2 separate regions of the Mus musculus genome follow, and region 1 is linked to region 2. Evidence: chromatin loops called from intact Hi-C (ENCODE). Cell type or tissue: gastrocnemius. All regions are shown on one strand.

What was found. Hi-C counts contacts between places; a loop is a spot of excess contacts. Peaks named below come from ENCODE experiments on the same cell type or tissue, not always from the same donor. Only the 100,000 strongest peaks of a DNase experiment are listed, where the experiment ranks them.
Region 1: a loop joins it to region 2, with 2.5 times the contacts of the local background. A loop is called at or near these places in 6 of 42 quality-filtered maps.

The regions. Positions count from the first base shown.
Region 1 is chr15:36,865,507-36,873,506 of GRCm38, reverse strand. It overlaps Gm41299 (a long non-coding RNA gene), which reads right to left and starts at 5,785. Exons shown (of 2, transcript XR_875154.1): 1 at 5,346-5,785; 2 at 4,179-4,403. Gm10384 (a long non-coding RNA gene) reads left to right here. Exons shown (of 2, transcript XR_875155.3): 2 at 1,090-3,007. In gastrocnemius, no CTCF peak of the experiment used is centred here; a DNase peak (open chromatin) is centred at 3,221; H3K4me3 peaks cover 239 bases; H3K27ac peaks cover 544 bases.
Region 2 is chr15:36,934,733-36,942,732 of GRCm38, reverse strand. It overlaps Gm34590 (a long non-coding RNA gene), which reads right to left and starts at 4,738. Exons shown (of 8, transcript XR_875167.3): 1 at 3,715-4,738; 2 at 2,573-3,122; 3 at 1-69. In gastrocnemius, no CTCF peak of the experiment used is centred here; DNase peaks (open chromatin) are centred at 2,960, 3,930, 4,363, 4,743 and 2 more places; H3K4me3 peaks cover 1,477 bases; H3K27ac peaks cover 3,470 bases.

The DNA.
Region 1 (8,000 bases), 69 kb after region 2:
ACAGTTGCCAAGACTCCAGGGGCACCAGGCCTGTGGGGCTCCAGGGTCACGGAGACCTCAGCTTTTGGCACATGCATAGCTTGGTGACTTCTAGCTATTGTTCTGAAGGGATGAAATCTTAGCGGCATCGAAACCCCATACCATTAACCCTCCCCCAGCTTCTTCATCTGCTTTGCTATTTTTTGCTAATGGTACCAGCATCTCTCCAGTTGCCCAAATGCCTGCCTTGGCTACACCCTTAACCCTCAACAGGTGCTTGGTGTCAAGTTTGGTGCTGGTGCTTGTGAAACAGTTCCCAGTACTAGTCAGCGCACCCTATTCCCACTACTGGAGGCATTCAACAGCTAGATTTATTGCTGGTTGACTGGTTGGATGATTGGTTGTTTGAGCTGCTGTGCTGGGGCTCAAATCTGGAGTCTCTAGGCAAACATTGTCCCTAAGCTACATCTGCAGCCCTTCTTCCGGGTTCTTAAGACACTTTTCCAGTTAGCATCCCTTTACCCAATTCTTTGGCTGTAATCTCATCCTATTAATGTCCAACACCCATTTTTTAAATAAATATGAAGATATAGTCTGCTTTGCTTGTTGCTCAGTGAGAGTTCAATTTGGATGAATTCTGCTACCTACAACCTTGAAAACTTACTTGACCAGTAATGTAGGAATAATAGCATGAGAAGTAAAGATGATAAAGTGAGTGAGGGAGGTGGTTTGACATCAGATATCCAGGCAGTGCTGCAGAATGTTCAGTTTCTCCATATCTGATGCTTTGTAAACGCTGACTTCTGCTTTCAACTTTCTGGGGTTATTGTTCGTTGTTTTTGAGATAAGGTCTCAGGCTGGCCTGTATAGCCCTAGATGTTCTGGAATTTGCTATATAGGCCAGGCTGGCCTTGAACTCACAAGATCTGCCTGCCTCTGCCTCCCCAGTGCTGGCTTACAGGTGTGCACCACCACACCTGGGTCTCATCTTCATGGTTCAACCTACCTGGAATATCTTGTGAGATAAACATATGTTCTCCAAATGTGGCTGGCTGATGTGTTTGTGATTTATGTAAACCATTTTCTTTTTTTCTTTTGCTCTTCCTGCAGGGCTAGGGATTGAACTCAGGGCCCTATACGCATGAGAAGTGCTCTACCATCAAGCTGTACTCCAGTTCCATGGTATCTACAATCAAAGACTGTCACAAAAGTTCTCACTCTAAGGACATCTTGGTGCTCTGACCTTGGCACTTACATGGCAGACAATTGTTGCTGCGGTTGCTTTGAGCCATTTATTATCCTTGGTGACTCTCTTGGCATATAGTGAATACCCCAAGAGCAGAAAGAGAAGGGTATGTGTCCATTTACTCAGCAAGCACGTGGAAGCAATTCTGGGTTATCACTGTCCTGGACACTGAAATTACGAATGTATTCGACATGATCTATAGTCACCAAGATACTGTCTGCAGACAACTGTGTCCCTTTAGTTTAAGCCGGATAGCTTTTATTATTTTTATTTATTCATTCATTCATTATAATAGCATCTTGGGGCAGGCAGTGCTGGCATCTATATAAAGGCAGCAACAATGTAACTAAGCGCTGGATGGACTAAGGAAGTAGATCAAGGGCTCTGAGACATTGGCTTGGAAGCCTCATTGACACAGGTTGAAGAAGCATGCACCTACCGAGGTTCCCAAAAGATGCCATCTTCATTGCTGGCGTCCATTTGAAGCCTCACACAGCTGATGGAACTGTAGCACAAACCTGCATTCCAGTTACAAGAAAGTGTCATGGGAGCATTCAGAGCTTTCCGAATCCACCAAGGGAGCAAACTGTAAGGGCTTGGAATGGGCGGTTGAATGTTAAACTACAAAATCCTTTCTGTTACAGAACTCCAGCCTGGGGAGAGAGTCATGAATGCATGCAAACATCACAGTCAGAGTGGTACAGGTGAGCTACGAAAGCCAGAGAAATGATTCCCGAGCCAGACGAGGGCCTGTGCACAAAAGGGAGAGCTTTGCAGCCCCAGGAAGGTTACTTCCTTTGCTTGCTGTGCTTGTTTGTATGGTACCAGCACATCCTATGTGCTAGGCAAGTATTTCCCCACAGTAGGCCAAGTTTAAAGTCTTGGTGATATGGAAGACGACTCAGCAGGTAAAGCGATTGCCACCTAAGTAGTATAAGGATGGAGTTCAGATCTCCAGCGCCCGTGTAAATGTTGGGTGGGTGTGGTGGCCTTCCTGCAATCTCATTACCCCGGAGAGGAGGCCGAGGATTCCTGAGGCAAGCTGGCTAGCTAGCTAAGCTGAATCAGCCATCTCTAGGTTTAAGTGAGGGACCTGACAAGCTCTGAGTTCAACAGAGAGACACTGCCCCAATACATAATGTGGCAGGTAATCAAGAAAGTCACTAAACACCAACCTCTGGCCTCCACACGATACGCACGCACAGATGTGTGTGCCCACACACTTGAATTGATACACCTACACACATCACACCCGTCCACAGCAAATAAAGATAAAACGTATCCTGAAGGTACTGGGCAGTCACGCATGATTTAAGCAGGTGAGTCATTTGGTCCTGTGTTAGCTATGGAAAGACCTACTTGGTTTTGAGAAGGGCAAGGCTAACAGGAAAGAATGACAGTTAAGAGTCTACTTCCTCCAGGAAGAGATGCTATGACTCAACCAAGGAGGTAACAGTAAGGCTAAGGCTGGCAGACACAAATGAGGACTAGCAGAAGCCAATGGCCATTGCCAACGGCCTGGTCTGGGTGGCTGGGACTGCAGTATGCAGCAGCATCAAGAGGTATATCTAACAGGATATAAGCCTGTGGGGAGAAAGCAAAGACTCCAGTCTCTAATACAGAAACTCGGAAGTGTGGTGGCTTTATCCAAGTCCAGATGGCTAGAAAACAGTTGGGCTGTCCAGCTCTGGAACTTGTATGGCTTGGGTTGTGTAGTCACCACCTTCTGACTTTTGCTCCTCCCCCATTTCATTTTAAATAAAATGTCTTTCAGAGAATTCATATGATTGTGAGAATCTGACTTCTAACTTTCTGCAAATAGACACTTAACCTAGGCAAAGCCAAACAGAACTAATGTTTAGGCACAGCAATAGGGCAAGAGTGATCACATGACTTAGACTGCGCTCACCAATGCACAGCTAGGCTTCTGGACCTGTTACAGAGAAGACAGTCTGTTCTTGCGGCCAGGCTGACAAGTAGACATCCCCCCCACCCCTGGGAGCGGTCATGTGACTCTGGATGCGTGTCACAGCACAGGTTGCCGGAGGCTGGAGTAGCTAAAGCTATTGCCACAACTATTCTAGTAGATATTCAGAAAGCTCTAAGTGGATGATTCTGGGTTTCTTGGGTGGATGCGTGTGCGGGGCAGTCACATTGGCCATGCTGAGACGCTCTGTTTGACCGCTTCCTTTCAGTGTTTCAGGATACAGATGAGCAGCCTATGAGCATGGACCTGATGGGTCACCCATGCCCTCCTTCATTGGGTAATCCCAGTGTGACAGCAGGGCTGGTCTCCATTGTCTCACAAGCCTGCTTTCTGAGGGTTGATGGAGCAAAGCAACTGGTCTGACTAAGTAGCTAAAGGCTACTTTAATCAAGAAGAGATCTAACATGTAAGAAGATACACAGCATATTCTCTTAGTAGGGCAAGCCACACAGCATCCGTTAACTTCTGCACACTTGTGAGCAGCCACAGTTTATTCTGTGAGTGGAACTAGCCCCAGTCTCCATGTCACCCCTGCCCTTGACAGAGAAAAGGCTGTAGACATTAGGAGCACCCTGGCTCAGGCTGCAGGTGACTAACTCACTGCCCTCTTATTTCCTTGCCATCTCCCCACCTGCACAGGAACTAACAAATGTTCCCAGCTTTAATTACAGGAATGACCAGAGGGGACATGCAGCTTTCTTCTCTCCTGCTGAGACTATATGAGCATGTTAGTTAGCAGGTGGAATTTCTCTTGGGCTCTTGGGGAATTGAGGGCTAGGCTATGGAAGAGAAGGAGAATTCTGAGCAGGAATTGTTGCTCCTTCCCAAGCTGTAAAGGTGAACAAGCCAGGGCTTCCCACATACCACCCTGGAGTGTCTGTGTCCGGAGCCCGACACAGGGAGAGCAGAGGCCTGAGTGTACTTAGGCCTCACAGAGGCTTTTCTTCTGAGAGAAACATTACTGTGTCAGGGATTGTATTGGTTTAATTGTTGCTGTGACAAAACCAACGTTAGGAAGGAAGGGCCATCGGGCTCACGGTTCCAGCGTACAGTCCATCACAGCAGGGAAGCCATGGAGATAGGAGTTAAAGAGGCTGATCACAACTAGTCAGGAGGTGAGAGGGATGCATGGACATGGTGGGTCGCCAGGTGCTCAGACAGACAGCTCCTTTTATTCAGTCCAGGTGCAACCTGGGGAATGGTGCAGACAGCACTCAGGGTTAGAGCCGCCCACCTCAACCAATCACATCATCTAAAAACTCCTCCATGCATTGCTCAGAGGTTATTTTCCTTGGTGACCAAGGTGACAATCACTATTACCTATCTGGGCCAGGGAGTGTGATTTAGCTTATAAGCATATCTGCTGTGCAAACACAAGGTCACATCCCCAGCAGCCATGTAGGTGACCCCCAAGCAGGGCCACCTATGAGCCTGTGAGACCAGTGCTGTCAGGGGTATACAAAGAGTGGTAAATGATAGGGTGTGACACCTGGTGTCCTCTGACCTCCTCATGTGTAGGCACTGACTCTTACACATGTGCACATGTGCACCAACACACACGAATTAACAATTGCAAGCACACACACACACATACATACAGTGGAAGTTTCTAAGCCATTAGAAAATCAAGGCAAGTGTTGGATTTGTACCACCATCACCACCTGTCGGAGCTGCCTTGGGGATTATCATTGGCATTGTGAGCCCATGTGCTGGCCATTTTGCTAAACAGACGCTGGCCCTTTCTGCTGTCTGTTTGAACCCATCCGTCTGCCCTGCCCCACTCCATTCCCGCACACTGTCCCTCAGTTACCCAGTCTTCCCCACTCCTCAGGGAAAGCAGTGTGTTGGATCACAGCGACCCTGCCACAGCAGACTCAGGAGTACGCATGGGAGAAGAACCTGCGTGGCAGCTGGTCGTGGAGAAGGTGAGCAGCTGAGTGACAGACTGCTGAGTGACAGATAGACTTGTGTCTGGCTTACCTACACAGTAGATCCAAGGGAGCTGTGCACACAATATAAAAAACACAAACTGTTCTTCCCACCCCTCTGACTCATGTTACACCCTCCTGGTTCCTCTGAATACTGCCCCCCCCCCCCCCCCCACATCAAATGCTGTTGTAACTTCCCACATACCTCATGAGTAGAGGTCTGGGAGGAAACCCAGACCATGGTTGAGTTGTCTGAAAGATTCTCTTAGACACCAACGAGTCACCAAGGCTTGTTGTCACACTTTCTAAGTCTAAAAGCAAAATGCTGCAATCTCTGGGCTCTCATTGGCCAAATACAGGCTGAAGGTGGCCATCAGTGATAGATGAAAATCACCACTATCGTGCACCAAGTCAGCTGTGGGTGGTCTTGAACCACACAGAACTTCTCTGCAGCCCATTCCACAGCTGGGCACACTGAGGTGCAAAGAGAATACCAGACCTGTCCAAGGAGCACATGGAATGCTGGCAGAGCCGGGGACTTGAACCCAGACCTACCCTGTTCCCAGCTAACACTGGGTGCCCCAGGAAGAGCAGAGTTATGAACTCTTCGCTGCTGCATTTTCGAGTGAAGTCTGAATATTTTTCCTGTGGCTCAGCTTTTCTCTTACATCACATCTGACCTATTCCAGAGATAGCTGTCCCTTAGAAAACCATTAAGACAGTCTTGTGAAAACCACCTCTGACCAGATGAATCGGAACAGAGGTGAACATAACAAAACAGAGCCCTCGGTGCTCTAAGGGAGCCTGTGGCTTTTCTGGCCTCCTGGTGTTGGGACAGGTAGAAATGTTATTAGGCAAAGCCACAGAAATAACATCCCAAATTAAGGTTTAATCTCCAAGCCACTGTAAAGATAATGGGTACACTTTATACTAATTGCTGAAGTGAGGGGTTAAGGGTGGCACGTGCTAGAAAAGAGCTCATGGCTCCAGCATCTTTATACGCAAACCAGAGTTTGGAGTGCCAACCCTCACCACAGAGGCCTGGAATAACAATGCCTCTCAATTGGCCAGAGACAGATTTAGAAAACTCTGGCTTGCCATGGGTGGACCAGCTCCAGTCTCTCAACTAGAGATGACCAGAGTGACCTCACAAACCAAGGGCCCTGAGACAGGGTTAGGCTCACTTCAAGCTGGAAATCCTGCTAGCTTATAAAGCGAGCTTCCAGGCCACAGGCATTCTGAGTGCCATATCTGTCGCAGGCTTCTCGTTTTAGGGAGTGTTTGAGTCACTGCTGTCCTCACACCTCAAGGGACAGCAGGCACCAGGTATTGAGACTGTAGTGACCTGCAAGCAGAAGCCCAGCAAAAGTGAAAGTAACCAGATATTCCCCCATGCCAGTATCACACACACATACACACACACACACACACACACACACACACACACACACACACACAGAGAAAGACAGAGAGACAGAGACAGAGAGACAGAGACAGAGAGATAGAGACAGAGAGAGATAGAGACAGAGACAGAGAGAGACATAGAGACAGAGAGAGACAGAGAGACAGAGAGAGACATAGAGACAGAGAGAGACAGAGAGAGATAGAGACAGAGAGAGACAGCGAGAGACATAGAGACAGAGAGAGACAGAGAGAGACATAGAGACAGAGAGAGACAGCGAGAGACATAGAGACAGAGAGAGACAGAGAGAGACATAGAGACAGAGAGAGACAGATAGACAGAGAGAGAGACATAGAGACAGAGAGAGACAGCGAGAGACAGAGAGGCTTTATAGACTTGTGGTATTTCTCTATGGAGGTGTGTGTGTGTGTGTGTGTGTGTGTGTGTGTGTGTGTGTGTGTGTTCCTTCATTCCCCTGAACATCTCTGCACTGAATGCCAGTTATGTGCCAGCATCATCTGGGTGATGATTAAACCCTGACAATACAAACATCCTGGAGAAGATGTATATGGTGGTTTGAATGCTTGGCTCATGGGAAGTAACACTTTTAGGAGGTGTGGTCTTGCTGGAGTGGGTGTGGCCTTGTTGGAGGAAGTGTGTCACTGTCGAGGTGGGCTTTGATGCTCTGCCCAGTGAGGAAGAGACCTCCCTCCTCTTTGCTGCCTTCAGAAGAGACAGTCTCTTCCTGGTTGCCTGTGGATCAAGATGTAGAAGTCTTGGCTCCTAAAGTGCCATGTCTGCCTGGATGCTGCCATGCTTCCTACCATCATGATAATAAACTGAACCTCTGAAACTGTAAGTCAACTCCAATTAAATGCTTCCTTTATAAGAGTTACCTTGGTCTTGGTGTCTCCTCACAGCAATAAAACTCTAACTAAGATAATGCAGTTTTAAAATGGATGTCCCAGAATACTGTGTTCCAGGCCATTCACCATCAATGGACTATCAGTGATCTGAGACCTGCTACTTCTAGAAGCACTGATGGGCCCAGACCAGCTCTCTGCTCCATCTTACCCAGGATGCACCTTGGTCTCCTGTCCAACACCCTATCTGATCTCCAGCACCTAAGATCACCCAAAGTCCTTGAGGTCGAGCACCCATCAGTGAGCCGTCCTGTCTGAGCTCAATCTCTGACTTAACCAGATACTACCTGGAAAATATTTATTGTTTCCTTATCTGTAGATGGAAACAATGGTGCTTGATTTGATGTATTAAATAAGATACTATCTCTGCTATCTGTTTTCCAGCCAGTTCTTCATAAACAATTACTACAACGTTGCAGAACCAGTGTCTTTCTTGGTTATCCATTTTCCTTCCTCCCATCAGTAGGTCCAGGGTCCCTTCTGGTTTGTTTAGGCGGTTGTGGTTTCCAGCGTGAGTCAGGAAGGATCTTGCAGG
Region 2 (8,000 bases):
GGGGGTGAGATGTTGAGAGAGTCCCTTGTATAAAGAACCTTGAGCAATCTTAGGAGATGTTGTTCTAAACTTGGAGAGGGAAGAAAGAATCAACATCACATTCTGCCTAGAAAACCGCCTGAAGATGCCATGGCTTAAACCAGAAGCCATTGCTGCTCTCAGCTCTGTGAGCCAGGGCTTTGGGCAGTGTTCAGCCAGACAGTGAGGGTCAGGATGGCTCCAAGTGAGATGGCCAGACTGGCCAGATCTCAGAGCTCATTAGCTCAGTGCTTGGCACTGCTCATTGCCTCTGCCAAGATCAAAAACAGAAACTGCATCTTTCTGTCTCACTGAGACCCATCCAGTCGAAGGGCCTGCCTGAATTCAAGGGACGTGGAACAAATTTCCTTTGAAAGACTCAACAGCCCCTTGTATGTAAATATCTTTGCCAATCTACCTCGTGTGGTGTCTTGGTAGTGGCAGATAGCCAAGTGTTGGGCTAAAGTTACAGAAAATCCCACCATGGCCACTTGGGCTGAAAGGGAAAAGATTCCCCTAGAGATCACATTTCCCTCATTCTCTCATCCCTACTAGTAACAGGAGAAGTTATTTGTGGGACATGGACTGGCACCACTTGTCTGTTCCTTCAGATGGTGACAGTCTAGTGGTTCCCTGATCAATTGAGTCTAGTACAGGTGAGACACCCTCCCTTAACACAAGCAATCTACACATACCGTCTGCCAAGACAGACTGTGGGTAAGAGGAAGGGGCAGGGGGTGCCTGTCCCTTAGAGCACTTGGAGGCAATGTGACAGACATCGCAGTGATTGCCAAGCGAGGAAGGCAAAACTGACCTCATCTGCCAAGCACAACCAGCTCTGTGTGCCTCTAACAACGACAGAGCCAGTCAGTCCCTCATCAGAAAAACCCATCGAGAACTGTAAGGAGTTGGGGCCTTTTTAACTAGCAGGGCATGTTCAGTCATCTTATACAACACACTCAAGGTTAAACACAGGAAGGTGTGCTGGTGTCCTACTTAAGGTGTCTATTGCTGTGATGAGACACCAAGACCAAAAGCAACTTGGGGAGTGTGGTTTGAAAGAAATGGGCCCCATAGACTCAGCTGTTTGAATGCTTGGCCATAGGGAGTGGCACTATTAGGAGGTGTGGCTTGTTGGAGTAGGTGTGACCTTGTTGGAGGAAGGTGTCACTGGAGGGGCAGGCTTTGAGGTCTCTTGTACTTAAGCTACATCCAGTGTGGTACGCAGTGTCCTTCTGCTGCCTGTGGATCAAGATGTAGAACTCTCAGCTCCTTCTCCAGCACCATGTATGCCTGCATGCTGCCATGCTTCCTGCCATGATGATAATGGACTAAACTTCTGAACTGTAAGCCAGCCCCAATTAAATGTCCTTTGCAAGAGTTGCTGAGGTCCTAGTGTTTCTTCACAGTGATGAAACCCAAACTAAGACTAGGACGATAGGGTTTATTTGGCATATGCTTACAAATCACTTTCACCATGGAAAGAAGTCAAGGCAGGAAGTCAAACAGGGTAGGAACCTGGAGGCTGGAGCTGATGCAGAGGCCATGGAAGGGTGCTCACTGGCATACTTCATGTGGCTTGCTCAGTCTGGTGTCTTTAGCCCAGGGAATGCCCCACCCCTATCAATCACTAATTAAGAAAATGTCCTACAGACAAATCTCATGGAGACATTTTTCTTTCTTTCTTTTTTCTTTTTCTTTTGTTTTGTTTTGTTTGTTTTTTGAGACAGGGTTTCTCTGTGTAACCTTGACTATCCTGGAACTTACTCTAGACCAGGCTGGCCTCAAACTCAGAAATTCACCTGCCTCTGCCTCCCAAGTGCTGGGATTAAAGGAGTGCGCCACCACACCCGGCTGAGACATTTTTCAATAAAGGTTTCCTCCTTTCAGATGAGTCTAGCTTGTTTTAAATTGACATAAAAGGCCGGGCGTGGTGGCGCAAGCCTTTTATCCCAGCACTTGGGAGGCAGAGGCAGGCAGATTTCTGAGTTCAAGGCAAGCCTGGTCTATAGAGTGAGTTCCAGGACAGCCAAGGCTACACAGAGAAACCCTGTCTCGAAAAACCAAAAATATAAAAAAATAAAAAATAAAGTTGACATAAAGCTATCCAGCATACCTGGGATGGAAAAACACAGTAGACCATGACCAGAAGAAGTGTAACTGCAGCTTAAGGACTGCTAGGGCCAGGGGCATCCTAAGAGGTCACATTTAATCCAAACCATGAGAAAACCGAGGCCTAGAGAAGTATCCACTCTGCAGCCTCCTGCTGGTCTCGAACTGATACAATGACAGAATGCACATCACTTAAACTGCCTGTCAGTCATTTTGCTTGGTGATGAGAATTCAAGGTGAAGGAGTACACAGTCTTTGCTACCAAAGCCTACTGTCAAGGCAGGGTATGGAAGGGCGTGTGGAGCAAGTACCACCATAGGACTGCAGGATCCAAATGTGCTCTGGAAACCTGGCTGGGGTGGAGGTAGGCCTGGGACAGGAGCCCCAGATGTCAGCATTGGGTCCCTTGAGTGATATCTATGGATTCTATTAACAAGCTTACCTTTAAAAAAATCTTGTGTACTGAGCCATCCATCAGAGATTGTGTGGCAGGGGTTGTTCAGGGAGCCTCAGGGAGGGCAAGTGGCCTCCCTACAGTCCTGAGGAAGGTGATAAGCTTTAACCCACTGCCTCTCGTTTCTAATGTAGTCTCTGGGTGGGGTCTTAGGAGAGTCCGACAAAGGAGGAATCCATCATGAACATACCTGGTTGGGTAGCTCTTCCTCAGGCCATGTGAGCGCGTAAACCAGGTATTCAGGTCTGAGAAGTCCAAGTTAAACCGCACAGACAGGGCCTCAAGCTGGCAATGATTTTGACGAGTAACAAGGACACCCCCCAGGGAAGTCAGCCACGGAGCTGAGGCTTACTGCATTGTCTTATGCTTCCTCAACACAGTCCTGAGATAGCCCAGGGAGCAACTCCATTTTACAGACGGAGCAACCCAGGCGTTTAGAGAATAAATCCCATTGCCCAGTGTCACACGATCACCAAAAGTGAAGATTCAGGTGGTCAGTCAGGCCTTTGGCCATGTTTGCAAGCACTGTACCATTGAGCTGCATGGTGAGAAACCATTTTGTTTTGGAGGATAAAACAAGACTGAAGCATGATGCTCCACGCCCCCCCCCCCCACACCCAGTCCCCCTCTCCTAGCTCTATTCCCTTTCCCCGTATCTATATCAGGATTAGCTATGCAGTTCTGCAGACCCCTCCTCAGGCCTCTGAACCAAGGCTTGCATTTAAACACACCCCAAGGGCGTGCACCTTTGGTTATTTCACACTCTGGCCCAAGCAACACTCACCACCTAGGGAACTTTACTCAAGGCCAGGGTCACACACCGCTGAGTGGGCTGGGTCGGTGGGACTGGGTGCAGACTGGTATCTGGTATTTATTTATTTGTTTGTTTGTTTATTTATTTATTTTATTTTATTTTATTTTATTGTGCTGCCGCCGCCAGGAGAATGTCGCGGGGTTCAACCTTTGAGGTCTATTGAGCAAAAGCAAGGTGGTGGTGGCAGTGCTGAACAGTGATGTCACTGCGGCAGAGCCAAAACCTAGATAGGAGCGTGCAAACAGCATCACAGAGGATGCCATGGTGACAGGCTAGCGACAGTGCAAGACCGTTTCGAGGGGACTCCTGGGCGTACCTGACGTTGCGATGGCAACAAAGTAGCGCGGACGTCCTTTCCCAGTGCCTGGCGCCTAGTTCGCGCGCGCACGCGCGCACGCACGGGAGCGGCGGATGGGGCGAGGACAGGGACGGGGGTGGGGTAGGGGAAAATGCAGCAGTATGCGCAGGCTCAGAGGTGTGGGAGCCACGGGGCGGCGGCCGGTGGGGCGGGGTGACTCAGTGCGCGGAGGCGGTGCGGGGGCGGCGAGCGACCGGGAGCCAACCGCAGCCGCCGCGGGCCCAGCCTGCCTGGCAACAGTCTGGGCCTCCCTCCCCTCCACCCCTACCCACGAGGAGAGGGTGGGGGTGCTGGGCGGCCTGCAGGTGCGGCGTGATGGCACGGCTTTGTCCCCGCACGGCATGGAGCAGTGCGCCGCCCGCCAGAGCTGAGTCACTGCCGGGTGTGTGGCCAGATGGCCCCACCCGCATGGATGCAGCCCTTGGCCCAGCCGGGCCTGGTTGTGGAAATGGACGGGTTAGGGACAGGGCTTAGGGGTGGCTTCTGTGAAGCGCCCCAGGGGAGGGAGAGGTCCAGTTACCCCCGGCTAGCATGGGTTAGAAAGCCCAGTAGCCACCGCAACCCCTTAGAGGGGCTGGAGGCAAAGCTCAGACAGACCCGGAGCAGCGGGGGCCCAGGAAGGTGCCTCCTTGCCTGAGAGATTGGTACAGCCCCAGTGGCTGGCCTAGTGCCACGTGGAGGATGTGAAAGAAATGTAGAGCCCACTACCCTGTTAAGTAAAAGTGGGGACACCTGCATTTTAACAAATATCCCAGCTCTTTTCACACTGGCAGCTCGTGCAGTGCACTTTGAACATGACCCGTGTTTAGAAGATGGGCCATGGAGGTTGCCTAGAGAAACATAACTAGGGTCAGCAGTTAGGGTAGAATCGGTCAGCAGCCCCCCAGATGTGTGCTTATGCGCACAACCCAGTGTGCTGCTCTACAGTAATTCCATGAAAGAGTAAACCCTACTCTGAACTTTTAGTTTTGAGAGGCAGGGCTTGACCTCGAGGGATTCCTGCCTCAACTCTACAGGCTGCCTCAAGTTCCCCACCCACTTCTGGGTTCTTCTGTGGTAATGAACACCACCTGCAACCAGCAGCAGCCACTGGCACTTTGGTGCCTTTTGTTGTTTTTCTGGTTTGCTACGGTGTGTGGTTATTGAACATTGAGCCTACTAGACACTAAGACACATGAAGTCCTGACCTCTGTTACTTCTAGATGTCAGCTCAAGCCGAGTTTTGTTGTTGTTGTTGTTGTTTACATAATCTCCAGTTGAAAGGTCTGCTAGTCTATCAAAGGAGGACAGAGAAAAAAATTCACTGAAAATTAGGCTTAAGGCAAATTTAACCCTTCGCTTGGCAAATGTCATCTAATCCCCGTTAAGAGCCCATAGTGGAGAAACACTCTGAATAAAGACAAGTTACATTTTGAGCAATTTGAAGTGTGGACACAGATATATCTGGGGGCAGATGGCTTTGATTTAAATCTCAGCAATGCCACTTTGTAGTCACATGACCTTGGGCTAACTTGTGGCATCCAGTTTTCCCTTACTGAAGTGCGTTGACGACATGTCACATGCTGCCTGAAGAGATTTACAAGGTTTGCCGTGTAGCCACCACTTTACAGAGGAAAGCACAGCTCAGGAGCTGCTACAGATGCCCCATTTGCAGTTGAGCCCTATTGCCTGCCAGCCCTGCCCTGGGCGTCCTCTTGCCTCATGACATGGCCATCAGGCAATAGCCACGAGTGTGGTCAAGTATGACTAGCGTGTGTGTCTCTGTGTAGTTAGTAACTGTGTGCACCATGAATCAGCACAAACAGGGTCCTGGAGTTAAGTCAGCTAATTCATACTATCACTTCCTGAGATAGGAATTAGTGTCTTCATCTTCATCTCTCCGGGAAGGAAGCAGGAGCACGGAGACTCCGAGAAGCATCTGAGAAGCCTGCATTCTCAGGCCTTGGTACCTAACCACTGCATTGTGTGGTTGATATCAGGTAAGCATGTGGGTTACATAGCAAGTGAGAGGTGAGGGAGTTCACCTCTCACTTGACCCATCAGACAGCAAGGCTGGGATTTTCAACTTTCGTCAGCACCCTGCTTCTATGTACGAAGCTCCCTTCTAGCCCCTGAAAATTGGTGTCAACATGAGATTGTTTAGAGGGGCTTTGCAAAGCTTTGGGTTCAAGCAAGCATCCAATCCAAGATTGACACAAAGTCAGCCTTCAGGGAAGGCATTTTGGGATTCAGAGACTGTGAATATGTCTCTCAAGCCCAGGGCTTACAAATGCTTCCAGGACGCAGGGGAGTGGTGGTTTGCAGACTCCATCATTGACGTCAGCCCCCACAGACTGCCCCCACTCTGGACCACAGTCCACATACTAACTGTTCCTCTCAGCTCCTCTCTGGTCTCCTGTCTCCACTCATCTTCAAGGTCAAACTACAAGTTCTCTTCTGCACCACCTCCCTCTAGTGTACTGGTTCTCAACCTATGGATTTCGACCCCCTTGGGGGTCCTTTCACGGGGGTCACCTAAGACCTTGGAAAACACAGATGTCTATTTACATTATGAGTCATAACAGTAAAAATTACAGTTATGAAGTAGCAACAAAAATGATTTTATGGTTGGGGAGGCACTGTATTACAGGGTCTCAGAGTCAGGACAGGAGAACCCCTTGCTTGGCTAGAGCATCATTCTCGTGATTGGGGCTGAATGTCTGCGGTGAGAACATCAAACTGTGAGGTGTAAGGACGGCAAGGTATCTTCTTGTCTCTCTAGTTTATTGTAACCACCTTTAAGACTTGGCCAGGCATGTCCCACCTTTGGACACTGTGTTACATTGAAGGTGTCACAACGTTCATACTCTAGAAAAACAAAAACCAAAAAACAATAAAACACCAAAAACCTCCCAGAAATGGCTTAATGTTTACAGTGGAAACAGTTTTGTGTCGAGCCATATTCACAGCCCTTCTTGGCCGCAGGTTCGACACACCTACACCCTTAACCCTTTTGCCTGGGGTGGATTACATGTTCAGTCCCCCAGATTCATGCATTGAAGCTTGGTTGGTTTAAGTATGCACCCCAAAAGTGTGTATGAAGCAATCTTCAAGGCAACAGCATTAAAGACTTGCTGTTGAGTGGGGCCCAGAACTCAGCCGTCATTAATGGGTTAATGCCCATGGTAAAAAGTGTTGAGGCTGTGAATTTGAGCTCTTTTACCTTCTGCCATAGGATGGTGCAGTGGCTGCCTTAGGGTGGTGCGGGCTGACTGCGTGCAGTTCTCAACCTTGGACTTCCCATCCTCTAGAGCAATGTTTTCCTAGTGCTTCAGCCCTTTAATAAGGTTTTTTGTGCTGTGGTGAGTGAACCACATAAAATCATTTTGTTGCTAATTCGTAACTGTAACTTTGCTACTGTTATGACTCATAATCTGAGATGCAGGATATATGCTATGCGACCCCTGTGAAAGGGCCATTTGACCCCACCACCACCACTAAGGGGTCACAACCCACAGGTTGGGAACAACTGCTCCAGCACTGTAAGAAAGAAATGCCTGTTCTTAATACATCACTGAGTCAGCGGTATTGCTATTACAGCAGTGCAAAAGGGCTCAAGGCAGAGCCTCAATCCCCATGTGATCTCTGGTATTTCAAGTGGGCTGGGGGGAGGGGGAGGGGGGAGGGGGGAGGGGGGAGAATCTTGAGGGAGGAACCACTGTGATGGGAGTAGAGCACTTATAAAAAGAGACCGCTTGGGAGGCAGAGGCAGACGAATTTCTGAGTTTGAGTCCAGCCTGGTCTACAGAGTGAGTTCCAGGACAGCCAGGGCTACACAGAGAAACTCTGTCTCGGGGAGGGGGGGGGGCTGGGGGTGCACAGGTACACAGTACCCCCCCCCGCCCCAGCCCTCCTCCTCCTTCCTTCCCCTTTTCTTGTGTGAGGACACAGAGAAGAGGTAGCCATCTGTAACCCCAGGTTCTGTGAGAGCCTCCTCTAGACACCCTGTGGCATTGTAGCCTTAGGTATTTCAGCCTTCACAATGGACTGCATTTCTACCATGTAGCAAGCACCATGCCAACTCTCACCCTGGGCTAACTCCCTCAGGGCCCACCAGTGTTACAGGAGTCTTGATCAGGGCTCTGTAGAGGCCATTAGGGGAAGCCATTTCTCTGGCCTGGGAGGAGCACCAACGTTCAAAGCTGCTCAAAACCTTTTTGAAAAAAAAATGTTAATCCAATTGGGCCAAAGACCACCCCTCAGAA